Linked DNA regions of Homo sapiens: region 1 is linked to region 2. A link is a loop called in an ENCODE intact Hi-C map of the cell type or tissue named here. Cell type or tissue: PC-9. All regions are shown on one strand.

What was found. A loop is a pair of places that touch in the nucleus more often than their neighbours do. Peaks named below come from ENCODE experiments on the same cell type or tissue, not always from the same donor. Only the 100,000 strongest peaks of a DNase experiment are listed, where the experiment ranks them.
Region 1: it touches region 2 in a loop (7-fold over the local background); 2 of 110 quality-filtered maps call a loop at or near these places.

What each region holds. Positions count from the first base shown.
Region 1 is chr2:223,721,949-223,729,948 of GRCh38, reverse strand. No RefSeq gene overlaps it. Among named protein-coding and RNA genes, the nearest start is that of AP1S3, 110 kb to the left of the region's middle. RefSeq lists enhancers at 3,092-3,759, 3,455-4,654. In PC-9, CTCF peaks have their summits at 2,098 and 2,299 (motif pointing left); DNase peaks (open chromatin) are centred at 2,248 and 4,228; H3K27ac peaks cover 1,523 bases.
Region 2 is chr2:223,544,644-223,552,643 of GRCh38, reverse strand. No RefSeq gene overlaps it. Among named protein-coding and RNA genes, the nearest start is that of SCG2, 54 kb to the left of the region's middle. RefSeq lists an enhancer at 2,805-4,004. In PC-9, no CTCF peak of the experiment used is centred here; DNase peaks (open chromatin) are centred at 3,213 and 7,093; H3K4me3 peaks cover 837 bases; H3K27ac peaks cover 3,050 bases.

The DNA.
Region 1 (8,000 bases), 180 kb before region 2:
AGATGCCTTAGGAAGACATATGTGAGCCAGAGGAGGGCAGAGAATTCCAATTCCTTATAACCATTACTGTATAGTTAGGATCCTGTCATAAAAACAGATATCAGTTATTTTAACAGAATTTAATATAAAGAATTGGCTAAACAGAATAAAGGATTAAAAAAAAATTTTGGTTGAGGTGGGCAGATCACCTAAGGTCAGAGGAGTTCGAGACCAGCCTGGCCAACATGGTGAAACCCTGTCTCTACTAAAAATACAAAAATTAGCCGGGTGTGGTGGTGGGCGCCTGTAATCCCAGCTACTGGGGAGGCTGAGGCAGGAGAATTGCTTGAACCCAGGAGGCGGAGGTTGCAGTGAGCCAAGATCATGCCACTGCGCTCAAGCCTGAGCTGGAGACGTTGTCTCAAAAAGAAAAAAAAAATTTTTTTTGCAAAAATGAGGTCTTGCTATGTTGACCAGGCTGGTCTTGAACTCCTAGCCTCAAGCAATCCTCTCATCTCACCTCTCAAATTGCTGGAACTACAGGAATGAGCCACCATGCCTGGCCCAGGATAGAGAACTTAAATAGCTAAAAGGGAATCCTGATGTATCACAGAGGCATTGACAGCATAAAGCAGTTGTCACTTTTAGGACACAAAGGCAAGATGTTGGGATTATTGGAAACTAGAAACTTGGAGCAGGAACCTTCCAGGGGTGGCCTCGGCCTCTGAGGAGTTTCAGGACTAAGACGAGGGCCCTAAAGAATTGCCATTCAGACCTCTGAGAAGAGAAGAAGGAGAGAAAGCACAGTGGGAAGTACGTTGGACAGATGGTGGGGCCAGAAAATGAAAGTTCATTCAAGGCGGTAGGAAGATCAGCTTATACACACTATGTTGCAAAGTTTAGTTGACTTGATTTATTTCAGGAATGGGATAAGGAAGTAAATACACAAGAGGAAAAGACATTCAAGAAAATTGAAGATATATTTCATGCAGATAACTCTCACTTTTCTTATTTTACTTTAAAACCACTGTTGACAGAGATGAAAAACCTACCGAAAACAAACAGCTAGTCCATGGAAATATGTTTGCTGGTTCCTGGAGTTGAGAGGCAGCAACACTTGGGCCCAAGATAACAGCGGGAAGTGCAGAGAAACTTCTGAGCCAGACTGAACTTAGTTCAAATCTTAGCTTTATCACAAGCTGTGATATTACTCAAGTTATTTAACTTCTCTGTACCTCAGTTTTTGTAATTGGGATTATTATTACTACCATCACAAGTTGAGTTCCACAGAACTAAAATCGAAGTGCCAGCATGCCTCCAACACTTACCCCATGCTTCATCTGGGGATTTACTGCACCCAAATTATAATCCCCTGTATTATAATAACCAAGAACAATCTGTCTATTTCTGATCCACAATAATTATTTATAACACCGCCTTTTTTCCCCCAGTAGATGCCTGGAGTTTGAATCTGTTTAGCATGAACTCCTAGAAATCCCTCACTTTCTTGGTGTACACCCGAATTTGGGAGACTCCGGGTTGAATATCAGAAAGACTTAAAAGGCTATCAGACAAACGCTTGATTGAAATTTTCCCCAGGATTAAAACAGGCAGAGTCTCAGTATGAGTGATAATAATAACAGTACAGGGATGTCCCCTTAAAGACAATGGGGAAAGACAAGGAGATTTGAAATAGATGAAAATGTGGAACTCAGAAGATGTAGGTTCATATAAACTTTTTTTTTTTTTTTGAGATGAAGTCTCGCTCTGTCACCCAGCCTAGAGTGCAGTGGCACAATCTTGGCTCACTGCAACCTCCGCCTCCCAGGTTCAAGGAATTCTCCTGCCTCAGCCTCCCGAGTAGCTGGGACTACAGGCGCCTGCCACCACGCCCGGCTAATTTTTTATTTGTAGTAGAGACGGGGTTTCACCATCTTGGCCAGGCTGGTCTCGAACTCCTGACCTTGTGATCCACCCACCTCGGCCTCCCAAAGTGCTGGGATTACAGGCGTGAGCCACCGTGCCCGGCCGGTTCATATAAACTTTAGAAAGGGAGTCAGAGAATAAGAATTTATCAGCTTACTCTAAGCATTTCCCAAAGGACTGGGATTCCAATTCCAAGTGAGCAAAGATTTATCCTTCTAGAGAAGGAAAGGGCCATTCATTTGCTTTCCATAGCTTATTGGAAAATATCTCTGTGTAACTCGTATCCAGCAGTCATCAGGCATCTTCTCATTCTAATTTGCTTTCCTTAGCCGACTTGCATGCTAGAAGGAAGTGCCCTCTGCTGGTGTAAGAGTTCATAGGCCAAGTCCTTCTCGCATTCTAATTTGGTACCTTATAATTGGTTTCCTGTTACTGAACAGTCCTGTGTGAGTTTGGGTGATAATATTACACTGAGGCCTGAATTGGGGCAGGACCAGCATCAAACTAATTAGGGCCAGCATTCCACATCAATAGCATATATGTGGCTATGTTTGGGGGTTCCAAAAGTCCTTGTAATCTCAAATTATCTTTGCTGCTCATCTGCTATAACGTCTGAAATGCTACCATTAAATTTATCCCATTAGACTATAGTTCCAAGAATTACCAAAATGTAAGTTCATTTCAACCTAATAAACTCTTACTGGGTAAACCTTTAGTTTAGGGCATTGCGATGGGTACTCGGAGTTAAAAACCAAAAGCAAAAATTAAGATGGTGATTAAGTAAGTTTATCTATCACCCTCAACAGCTGCAAAACAAATTGTACGATGCAATGAAAAGTTAATATATCCAAAAATGCCCAAAAGAGGGATAAGGACTCTTATGCAATAAAAATTCAAAGAACTGAGTGATTAGTAGGTGCTGGAGTAGCCAGACATATGACTTGCATCAGGACTTCAGAGGTAAATAGCCCATTTGTGGTGGTCGTAAACAATTTAGGTTTCGCTGGTGAATTAGCTATCCAGGCTCCTTGAAAAGAGAAAGATTTAGAATGAATTCGATGACACTGCTCAGGGGCTTACTAAATTAGAGAATAGCTTACATGGGAGACCCCAGGACAAATACCTGGGGGCTGAATTGTGTGACAACCAAAAAGTTTCCAAGGACAAATTTGAAATTTGACTATTTGCACAGGGATGTCAGAGCTTTGTTGGATGATGGTACCCCGTGGGTGCCCTGACATACCTGAAGCTCTGTTTGAATAACGAACACAGTGAACAGTGAAATGGCCCTTTGCATAATCTGGGAAAGTCCTTGGAAATCCTGATGTGAAAGGCAGACTGGAAAAGGTCATTGTTGAGATTTTCCCTCCCCTCCCCTCCCCTCCCCTCCCCTCCCCTCCCCCCTCCCTCTCTCTCCCTCTCTCTCTTTCTCTCTCTCTCCCTTCCTTTCTCTTTCTCTCTTTCTTTCTTTCCTTTTCTGAGGCACAGTGTCACTATGTTGCCCAAGCCAGTCTCAAACTCCTGGGCTCAAATAATTCTCCCGCCTCGGCCTCCCAAAGTGCTGGGACTGCAGGCATGAGCCACCACGCTCAGCCACTGTTGAGATGTTGTAAGCAAATTGTTATGGAATGCAACCCCAAATTCATATATTGAAACCCTAACCTCCACTGTGATGGTAGTTGGAGGTGGGACCGCTGGCGGGTAGTGAGTTGATCATGAGGATGGAGCCCCCAGGATGGGATTAGTGTTTTTTATAAAAAGAGATTAGTGTGCTCTCCTTCCTCCCAACCCCTTCTCTGTCAAGTGAGGATACAACAAAAAGATAGCCACTTGCCAACCAGAAAGAGGGCTTTCACCAGACACGAAATCTGTCAGCAACTTGATCTCAGACTTGCCAGGCTGCAGAATGATGAGAAATAAATGTTTGTTGTTGAAGCCACCCAGTCTATGGTATTCATTATAGCAGCTCAAACAGACTAAGATGCAAATCAATATAAAACACTCTGTGAAAAAAAAGAAATGCTTTCAATATTTTCCAGTGAAAAAGAACTCATAATAAGGATTTGACATTGTTTGACAGGAAGGAAGGCTTCTGTTTCTAGTTTTTTAGTTAACTTGACAGTGAAGTTCAAGTTTGACAGTTTAAACTTTCTTTGGTTTGAAATCATCATTGCCAGGTGGGGGAAGAGGAAGCAGGACCCACACAGGACTCAGGAGGGCATTTAGGTCATTCTACCCAGGCCATTGCCATTCTCTTCCTACTCCTCTGAAAGAAAGGGAGGCTTTGACGTCAGGCGTGGGTGAGTCATCTTTCCTCCCAGGGCCTCCGGCTGGAATTTGCAGGCTGTCTTTGCAGCAGCTATTCTGTTAGTCATTCACAAAAAAGCATCCTGGAAAAGCTGAAGGGAAATGCTTGGATGGACAAGTGATTAAATTTCTATTTTCATGGCAGAGAACCTGCTGGCTTGCTCACAAAAGCAGCTGCATCCAGTACCAGGCACCCCAAGGGCACCCGGTAAATACTTGTGGATTCATTGACGAAAAGATCTGCTGGGTTCTCTTAAATCTTGGTGTTGAAACTGAATTTTCAGATACGATTATGTGACTGGTAGATAAGGTTTTGTGCCTATTTACTTCTCCATGCTCAAATGTCAAATCAAATTTATTGGGTTTACATAAAGAGGTTAGTAACATTGCTGGCCCTACTATCATGAACATTGTGAAAGGAAAATGAATAAGGCCCTTTCTGAAGCTTTATCTGCAGGGGTACATGTGTGGGATTCAATGGAAGGAAAGTTGAACTGTGAGCTAAGAATGATTGTCTCTTTTGCTCCAGGAAGCCCTCAGCAATCATTTGATCTTTTTTGAGAATCTGTTAGGGAAAAGAATAAAAATATCTCCTTACCTGCCAGAAATGCAGGGAAACAAGAATGAAGCAAAAGGAAGAGTATGAGTCCTACATCCTTCCAGCCTGAGACAGGATGTATCCTTATTGCTTTGCCTGCAGTGAACTGACAGGGAATCTGAGATGCACAGAGGCATGGTGAATTAGCCAGAGAAGTCTAGCAACTGCAGCCTGAGCCCTCTTCCCTTTTCCGTCTCTTAGGCGATCTCCACAGCTTTATACACGATCTACGTCCATGACTCTTAATTAGATTTCTATCTCTAGTCCTTCTCCTTCTTCACATATATAACTTTGTGCTTTACACTTTTATGTGAAGTTCTGGTAGGTATTTCAAACTTCACATTCGAACTCAAACTCATGACTTTCACCTCAAGCATGCTCCTCCCTTGTCTCCCTTAGGAGGGACTACCGTTTACAGTTATCTAAGCCAAAAAGTCTAGGCGTCATCCTTGAATCCTCTGTTCTTTTCATCCCCCATGAGATACAATTTGGTATTAAGACAAATTCTTTCTCTGTTTCTTTCTCTCTATTTCCACTGTGAATACCCTAGAATAAACCATGCTCCTTTCTCACTGGGTGGACAGCAGTCACTCTAGTCTCTCTTATTTTACTCTTGACTTCTATTGATATAGGAGTTAAGAAGAAATTACTTAGGCAGATAGTGAGGGTACTGGAGTCCTCGATAAGATTTTCCTTTTTAATGAAAAGCAGCCCCAAATCATTTTCTAACAAACAACAGCTTGTAAAATCAAGCTGCAGACATAGACAAGCAAGCTGGAAGATTGCAGGGATGAATCCCAGTAGAAAAGCACTATCTGGGACTAGGCATGTTCAAAATGGCAGCTTCATCTTCCCTTCCCTTTGCCAGCCACGTGTACAGTAAGGAGCAGACAAGATGGCACCAGCCAAGTTGAAAGCCCATTTGCATAATAAGATAGGCAGGATGGGGGTGGTGACCAGCCTTCTCCGCATGCCATGTAAACATCACACCTGATCGAACCAATCTGTGAGCCCTATGTAAATCAGACACTGCCTTCTCAAGCCTGCCTATAAAATCCAGTGAACTCTGCTGCCGACCAGTCTTTTCTCTCCGCAGCACTTCTCTCTCACTGGAGAGAGAACTGTTCTCCTTTCTCTTTCTTCTGCCTATTAAGCCTCTGCTCCTAAACTCCTCATGTGTGTCTGTGTCCTAAATTTTCCTGGCATGGCAGGACAAACCCCGGGTATTTACCACAGACAACAAAACCGCTTCACTATGATGTATGCATGCTGCAAAGGAAGGTTCGTATAAAATTCTTCTTAAAAAATTATTCAGGCAGCCGGGCGCGGTGGCTCACGCCTGTAATCCCAGCACTTTGGGAGGCCGAGGCGGGCGGATCACGAGGTCAGGAGATCCAGACCATCCTGGCTAACATGGTGAAACCCCGTCTCTACTAAAAATACAAAAAAATTAGCCGGGCGTGGTGGTGGGCGCCTGTAGTCCCAGCAAGCTACTCGGGAGGGTGAGGCAGGAGAATGGCGGGAACCCGGGAGGCGTAGCTTGCAGTGAGCCGAGATGGCGCCACTGCACTCCAGGCTGGGTGACAGAGCGAGACTCCATCTAAAAAAAAAAAAAAAAAAATTATTCAGGCAATTTATTAAATATTACCTATAAAATATTATGTATCTGTATTTTACATAAGAAAACAATGATTTATTGGTCTTCATAACAACTGGTCCATGCAACAATACTAAGTAGTCAACACTAAGCTCAACTCTATTTTCAGACCAACGATGCAACTTTAGATTAGAGGACATGTGGGATCTTGCATCCTAATTCCTAAATTTACAGTCAAAATGTTTTCAGAGATAAGTATTATGAAATCCATGAGAAGCTAAAATAATTTATTTATTTATTTATTTACTTTGAGATGGAGTCTTGCTCTTGTCACCCAGGCTGGCATGCAATGGCGTGATCTCAGCTCACTGCAACCTCCGCCTCCAGGGTTAAGCAATTCTCCTGCCTCAGCCTCCAAGTAGCTGTGATTAAGGCGTGTGCCACCACACTGAGCTAATTTTTGTATTTTTAGTAAAGCCGAGGTTTCACCATGTTGACCAGGCTGGTCTCAAACTCCTGACCTCAGGTAATCCACCCACCTCGGCCTCGCAAAGTGTTGGGATTACAGGCGTGAGCCACCGCACCTAGCTCTACCTCTTCTGAAGTTGTTTCTTTTCTGTCTCTTAGATCTCAGCCCTAAGGTCCCTTCCCTGAGAAGGCATTTCTGGGTACCCTTTCTAAAGCAGCGGTCTCTGTGGCTCCCTCAGTCCTTGTGCATCATATCATTGTTTAATTCGTTTGTAAAATTAACCACATACTGAAACTATCCATCTTATTTATTTACTTGTTTATTATATCTCCACTATCTCTTGCTTCTTTCCAAGTAAGTTGTGACCTCCATGTGAATGAGGGCTTTGTCCTTCTTAAAAGAGGCAATTATGGAGCAGTGATTAAGCTCTCACACTCTGGAAGCAGATTTCTTGGATTCATAGCCCAATTTTGCCACTTGCTAGGTATTTGACCTAAAATAATTGTTTGACCTCTCTGTTCCTCTCTCTTCTCATTAGTAAAATGACAGCAGTAAAAAGACCTGCCTCATGAAATTGTTGTAAAAAGCTCACTCCCTGCAAGTTATCCCTGGCGCAAGGCACATACTCAGCAAATGTTGGCTGCCACTGTTGATGACTGTACAGTACCTGCTTAACACGTATTAATAGCGTGAACAGGCCGGGCGTGGTGGCTTATGCCTGTAATCCCAGCACTTCGGGAGGCTGAGGTGGGTGGATCAACTGATGTTAGGATTTCGAGCCCAGCTTGGCCAACGTGGTGAAACCCTGTCTCTACTAAAAATGCAAAAATTAGCTGGGCGGGGTGGCGGGTGCCTGTAATCCCAGCTACTCGGGAGGCTGAGGCGGGAGAATCGCTTGAACCCGGGAGGTGGAGGTTGCAGTGAGCCGAGGTTGCACCATTGCACTCCAGCCTGGGTGACAGAGCGAGACTCTGTCTCAAAAAATAAAAATAAATAAATAAATAAATAGAGTGAACAATAAATTAGTTTTATTATTCAAGGAACACTTCTGCTCTGTCATGGAACATTTTTGGGAATATGCATAGGGGCTGAGAGAACAGGCGAGCTGTCCTCGGAAACCTCTT
Region 2 (8,000 bases):
ATTTTGTGTTTTTTCACTTATTGATTTGTAAAAGCTCTTTGTATATTAAGGAATAAGCTCTTTGTCTTATGTCCAGAAGGTACGGAAACTGTATTTTATTCGTGTATTCCCAGACATATATGCTGCACAGATGAATGCACAAATTAGTAAGTATTAGAAATATCTTTCCACAGGGAGACTTTCATACAATTCTCCTTCATTGGCATCATAAAACCAGGGTAATAGGGCTATTGGCAATGTGAAAATAGAGATAAAGCCTGTATGTACATTTGAATCAATAATCATTTACAACACTCACAAGACAAACATGGACCTTCTGGTTGCCTTTAGTATCAATAAAGGCAAATTCAACTGACACATGAACATATAGATTTTTTTTTTTTTTGAGATGGAGTCTCTCTCTGTTGCCCAGGCTGGAGTGCAGTGGTGCGATCTTGGCTCACTTCAACCTCTGCCTCCCAGGTTCAAGCAATTCTCCTGTCTCAGCCTCCCAAGTAGCTGAGAATACAGATGCACACCACCACACCTGGCTAATTTTTGCATTTTTAGTAGAGACAGGGGTTTCACCATATTGGACTTGAACTCCTGACCTCAGGTGATCCACTTGCCTCGACCTCCCAAAGTTCTGGGCTTACAGGCATGAGCAACTGCATCCAGACTTAGACTTTTCATAATTTGACTTAGTTTGAAAAAGTGTGGAGAAGGAGAGCCTTCCTCGAACAAATACAGAATATTATTATTAGTACTAGCTGCCATTATTGAGCGCATGTTCTGTGCCAGACACAATGCTAAATGCTGTACATAAATAACAAAGAAACTCTACTTTGGAACTTCCCTTATCAGTAAACTGGTTCCTTTCTTGTTCCCCATGCACTTTTATGGCCTCAGAGAAGTGGGCCTGTTGGATGCCACTACCAGAAGAAGGATATAACATTGCAACGTCCCTTCCAGACAAAGAAAAGAGCCTGTGTGAAGACAGCATTGTTGGAAAACAACAAACGTTTGTGTTTTTTTTTTATTTGTTTGTTTTGTGTGGACATCTTTTTTTATTTTTAAAAAACTTTAATTTTAAGTTTGGGGTCTAATGCAAGTTTGCTGCCTAGATAAACTTGTGTTACGGGGGTTTGTTGTACAGATTATTTCATCACCCAGGTATTAAGCCTAGTACACATTAGTTATTTTTTCCTGATCCTCTCCCTCCTCCCATCCTCCACCTTCCAAACGGCCGCAGTGTGTCTGTGTCTTGTTCCCTACCATGTGTCCATGTGTTCTTATCATTCAGCTCCCACTTATAAGTGAGAACATGTTGGTATTTGGTTTTCTGTTTCTTTGTTAGTTTGCTAGGGATAATGGCCTCCAGCTCCATCCATGACCCTGCAAAGGACATGATCTCATTCCTTTTTATGGCTGCATAGTATTCTGTGGTGTATACGAACCACATTTTATTTATCCAGTCTGTTATTGATGGGAATTGAGGTTGATTCCATGTCTTTGTTATTGTGAATAGTAGTGCTGCAATGAACATACACGGGCATGTATCTTTATAATATAATAATTTATATTCCTCTGGGTATATACCCAGTAATGGGATTGCTGGGTCGAATGGTATTCCTGTGTTTAGGTCTTTGAGGAATTGCCACACTGTCTTCCACAATGGATGAACTAATTTACACTCCCACCGACAGTGTATAAGCATTCTTTTTTTTTCTCCACCATCTCACCAGCATCTGTTATTTTTTGACTTTTTAATAATAGTCATTCTGGCTGGTGTGAAATGGTATCTCATTGTTGTTTTGATTTGCATTTCTTTAAAGATCAGTGATGCTGAGCTTTTTTCATATGATTACAACAAATGTTTTGATACCTCTTTTTGAACCAAAGTTCCAGGGAGGGCCAGAGTAAGGAGAGTGTTATTGCAGAACGAGATATATTGGAAACAATGGTTCTGATCCCATTCCCTCTTTGAAACCCTGAGAGACAACTGCTAATGCTATTGGCTCCAGTGTTCAGGGGAGTGATAGCATAAAAAGGGAGTAGAGAGGTGGCCACACGTGCTAGCTCTGTTGAGCTGCACTTATCTCCAGTGGGATATCAAGGGACCCAGCAGTTCCTAAAAGCCTTTTCTGGTGGCAGAAAGGAGAGTAGCTAAGAATTCTCTGGGGGTAGAATTGCCAGGGACAGGGAAAGACAGGAGTCCTGGCACACCTGCACACTGAATTGGGACCCAGTGGGCAAGGCAAGTCTTGATCGAGCCAAATAAATAGATCATCATTGTGTCAGCTGCTGGCTTGAGCAGTGGGCAGCATAGAATGACCACTCCCAACCAGGTACAACCCTGTCACTTGGACCTTCACAGAACCCAGGCCAGGGCAGAACCAGACCAGCCAGCCACTCTGCAGTAGAGATCAGTGAATACCAGAGTTGGCACCTGGAGTTGTATCCCTTTTCCCTGCTACCGTTAAGTCATCCTAGTAATCCTCCTTGCAGAAGAGAAGTAGGGTGGAAGATTTGACGAGGTGAATGTGTACATGAAATACGCTGTGTTACCCCAAGGATACTCTTAACTGGAAGGAATTGAGAGCTCTTAAACGGCAGAGTTCAGGGTTTTGTTGTTTGTGTTGTTTCTTTTTTCTACTCTTGGTGGGTTGGGTGGGAATTCTTAGGGAGAAGATGTCATCAGTTAGAAATAAGAACTAATTTTTCTCAGTACATTGACTAGGGGGCCAGAATACTTATTTGCAACTCTAGTACCTATCAAGTACCTCATTTAAATTTTTACCAAAAAAATTTTTACCTGGGTGTCTAACAAATGAGGACACTGAAATTTAGTGAGAGTAAGTGATTTTTCCTATGGCCCTTCACTGAACCAGGTGGTGAAACCTATATCCAAATAAAACTTGGAATTTGGAGTCTTAAGCCCTATAGTATTAATATTTTGTTAACTGTTAGATGAAGCATTGCAACAGTAGGAAATCCCTTTCTTAAGTTTTGGGGTGCTTTCAGGGTTAGCATGGTAGGAGCAGAGAACCCAGAAATGGTCTGTTCAGCTTAGAGTGAATGTTCTGAGCTTGAGATCCATTGCTGATGCGGCACTGCACTGTGGGGTTATGAATTGCTTCTGGCTTGGCATCAAAGCGGAAATGCGTGGGAATGCACACTGGGTTGGCTGGGCTCCTGCCCTGGGTGAATGTGGTGCAGATGGTCCTACTGAGGATGAAAAGCCCGGTGGAGAGATGTTCAATAGGTTAATTGTGCACGTTCTTGGATGAGTCAGCCTGTAATTGCTGATACCAATATGTTCGGCGTTGCTGCCTCAGGGGCTTGGTGTGTGAGTCAGATGATGGAAATGAGGATAAAGTTGGCCTTGTTTCCTGAAATCTTAGAAACCGAATAATAAGTTTTTGAACTTGGTATGTGATCAAAATCACTTTGGGAGAAAGATGAAAAGACAGAATGAAAAACTTGTGAGTAATATTTCTCTATGCATTGTGAAGGTAATGGAATTGAGCAGCTAATTATAATGTAACTGGCTATTAGTCTTTATGAAGGTGAATGCAATCAGCCTAACCTAATTTTAAATCTTAATTCTCCTTCCCCAAGCCATATTTTCTATTCACAGCCTCAGAATGCACCTTAGAAAGCCAAGGAAGTCCTTAAGACTGTATGTAATTGCATAGGTCAATGGTTGCAGAAAAGGTGGGTAAATTCAACCTGCTGATATTTTGCGTTTGTCTGACATGAATTTTTTTGTCCTTTTGATTTAATTTTACTTTTTGAATATGTGATTCAAAAGGTGTACTCATAGAATTCTCATTTCTATCCCTATTCCCCTGACCCTGTTGCTACTCAGCCCTGTAAGTAACAATTTTCATTTGTTTTATCAGTTTTTAAAATATATATACACAAAAGTATCATATTATGCCATGTGCACTGTTTTGCATCTTATGCTTATAACTTTGCAATATATACGGAATTTTGAAATTCATTCCATACCCATTCATGAAGCTCTTTCTCATTCTTTTTTATAGCTGCAAAGTACCCCATTGTGAGGATGAACCATAGTTTATTCAATAGGTCTCTAGTTGTTGAATATTTGGATGGTTTTCAATCTTTTACAGCTATCAATGATGCCTACGTGAATAACTTTGTGCCTATGTTGTTTCCTTTTGTGGGAAATAGTTTCAGGTAGGTTTCTAGAAATGGGATTGCTAGGTCATAGGATAAAAATGCATATAATTTTGTAAGATATTTGCAATTGTCCAGCTTAGATTTGTACGATTTTGTACATTCACCAGGAATGACCATAGTGTCTGCTACCTCACGACCTTGCCAGCAGCATGTTTTCTCAAGCATTTGGTTTTCGTCAATCTGTAAGTGAGACATGGTATTTCGGTGTTGTACTTTGCATTTGTTTTATTATGAGAAAAATTGAGCCTCTTTTCTTGCTTACATGTCAATTCGTATGTGTCTTTTTTTCTGAACTATGTGTTCAAGTCTTTTTTCATTTTTTAGGTGCAATGTAATTAATTTTTACTTGTTTATTTTTAATTTTTAAAACAGCTTTATTGAGGTATAATTGGTACATAAAAATGCACATACTTAATGTGTACATAAAAATTGACGAGTTTAGGCTGGGCATGGTAGCCCATGGCTGTAATGCCAGCAGTTTGGGAGGCCAAGGCAGGTGGATCACTTGAGGTCAAGAGTTTGAGACCAGCGCAGACAACATGGTGAAACCCTGTCTCTATTAAAAGAGAGACGGGCTAAAGATTAGCTGGATGTGGTGGTGCATGCCTGTAGTCCAGCTACTCAGGAGGCTGAGGCAAGAGAATCACTTGAACCCTGGAGGCAGAGGTTGCAGTGAGCCAAGATCACCCCACTGCACTCCAGCCTGGGCCACAGAGCAAGGCTCTGTCTCAAAAAAAAAAAATTGATGAGTTTAGATGTATGTAAACATCCCTGATACCGTCAACTACAATCAAGGTAATAGACACATCCAACATCTATCTCCCAAAGTTTCCCTATGTCCTTTTGTTTTGTTTTGTTTTTGTAAGAACACATAACATGAGATCCATTCTCCTAACAAATTTTGATGTGCACAAACAATATTGTCAACTACAGCATTGTACTGTACAGGAGATCTCTAGAACTTATTCATCTAGCATAACAGAGACTAGAGCCATTGAACAGCATCTCCTCATCTCCCCTTCTCCCCAGCTCCTGGCAAGCAGCATTCTACTCTCTGCTTCTATGAGTGTGACTATTTTAGATGCTTCATATAATAGGAAATATGCAGTATTTGTCCTTCTTTGACTGGTCTTGTTTTAGTTAGCATAATATCATCTAGATTCATCCATGTTGTCTCAAATGGAAGAATTTCCTTATTGTTTAAGTCTGATTAATTTCATTGTATGTCTATACCACATTTTCTGTATTCATTCTTTCATTCATTCATTCATTCATTCATAGACATTTGGGTTGTTTCCATGTACTGGCTATTGTGAATAATGCTGCCATGAACTTGGGAGTGCAGTTATCTCTCTGAGATAAAAATTTTATTTCCTTCAGACATATAACTGGCAGTGGAATTACTGGATGGTCATTCTTTTTTTAATTTTTTTGAGAAATTGGAACCCTTGTGCACAGTTGATGGAAATGTAAATGCTGCAGCTGTGGACAACAATACAGAGCTTCCCCTTTTGTCCATTTTTGTATTAGGTTTTTGGTGCTTCTTTTTTCTTATTTTTAGGGACTTATTTACAAATTAACAAGGTTAGTACTTTGTCTAACCAAATTTGTCTAAGCAAATATTTTCTCCCAGTTTATAATTTACCTTCCTACTTTTCTGACAGCATTTTTCTCCATGCAAAAAGTTTTATTTTACACTGCTGTAGTTGAATGTATCAATCTTTTTCTTTCTATTTGTGTACTTTCTATTTCATTTAATTGGGCCCCAGGACCACTCTGTTTTAATTATGCAGCCTGCATACTGAGTTTTAATCTGGCAGAATTCGTCTCTACTCATTTCTCCTTTTTAGGGTTTTCCTAGATTTTCTCGAATGGTTAAAATGCATGTAATCTTTACAATCAACTTATTTAGTTCCAGAAAAGCAAACGCCTTAGTTTTTAAAATTGGGGTCTCATTAAATTTATATAATGGGAAGTCCTGACAAGTTTATGATGTTGAATTGTTTTGTTCAAGAATAAGGATGTTTTTGCATTTATCCCAATCTAATTTTGTCTTTTGGGGGAAATATTTGAAAGCCTTCTTCATTTGACTGTTTCAAATTTTTCATCTTTTCTTTTTTTGCATGTGTGGTTATAAATAGGGTTATGTTCTAGCTGATTAAAGTTTGTATATATAAGATTACTAATTTTTGTATGCTGGTATTCTATCTTTCTAGCTTACTAATTTTTTTTCTGTTTTTACTAATTTTAGCATTGATACTCTTGGCCTTTTTTTCCAGGGCACTATTTCATCATCTGCAAACATAGATAGTGTAATGTCTTCTTTTCTAATTTCTGTGCCTGCAATTGCCACAGAGTGTTTATTTATTGATATTTGAATTGCTTTCTGTGGTAGAGCATATGCTCTCCATCTGCCTTATCTCTTCCACTGCCTCCTGTTCCTCTCAGCCTGCTTCATTCATTTACGTGGCTTGCGTGGCTCCTGAAGGCATTGAAATTCATGACCCCTGTCAAAGGTTCACAACACTGACCTAACCTGAACAGCTGCTGCTGCCCTTATGGTGCAGTTCTTTCATTCTATTGGAGGTTAGTTTGGTCAGCATGATGAGGATGGGTCAGCCCCATAGACTTGAATTGGTTTGGAGAAACTATTTACTGTACTCTTTTGGGATGGATACCCCAGAAAAGCAGAGAAGGAATCCAGAATTGAAGTCAGAGATGTTAGGTGCAAAGGTCATGCTAAAAGGAGCAAGAACAAGATAATAAACAGAAACAGTCGTGAGTAAGGACCCAGAAAAGGGTAGATCAATATAGGATCAGGCCAGAAATGTGTAGAATGATTTCATTACTCATGGGTAGATGTATGTACCTTACTTTTACGAGGCAGTGGATGCCTGGGTATTTGGGCTTATAGGGCTGACTAAGAGTCTCAAGATCAAAACAGATAATAGTGGTCACAACAAATTTTTAATATTGAGTTGTAAAAGGGTTCTAGGATTTTTTTTCCAGGTTGTTTGTTGAGAAGGGCAAGGGCATAGTATCTGCCCTTTTGATCAGCACCATCTACAACTTTCTGTAATGAAAGAAATGTTTTATAGTCTGCATTGTCCAGTGAGGTAGTCACTAGCCCCATGAGGCTACAGAGCACCTGAAATGCAGCTAGTGCAACTGAGGACCTGAATCTCTAACTCTATTTAATTTTAATTAATTTAAATTTAAATGATGTGGCTAGTGGCTACTGTATTACACACAGCAACCCTAGAATCTTTAAAAGGACAAAGGGTACAAATGCATGGCAGAGGGTGCCTGTGACTTCAGTTTTGTGTCAACCACATTCAACATGCATCATAACACAACAGTGACCTCTCATTTGTAATAGATTTGTAACAAAATGTAATAATAATGTAATATAATCGTAATTTATAATAGAGTTTAATAATTTACATTTTATAAGGCTCTCCCATAGTTAGCTTATGTTACACTGAAATGACTCTGTGAATGATGATAATCCATGTTCATAGACAAGGAAAGGAGTTAAAAAATAATGACAGAATTTATCTAAAGCTGTGAAAATTATTAGTTTCAAATGTGTGCCTTGAATTCCAGGTTTAATCTTCATTCCATTAACATAAAAATGCACTTGCTAGCTCCAAAAATAGTCATTGGCCAGGTACGGTGGCTCACACCTGTAATCCCAGCACTTTGGGAGGCCGAGGCAGGTGGATCACAAGGCCAGGAGATCAAGACCATCCTGGCCAACATGGCGAAACCTCATCTCTACTAAAAATACAAAAAAATTAGCCAGGTGTGGT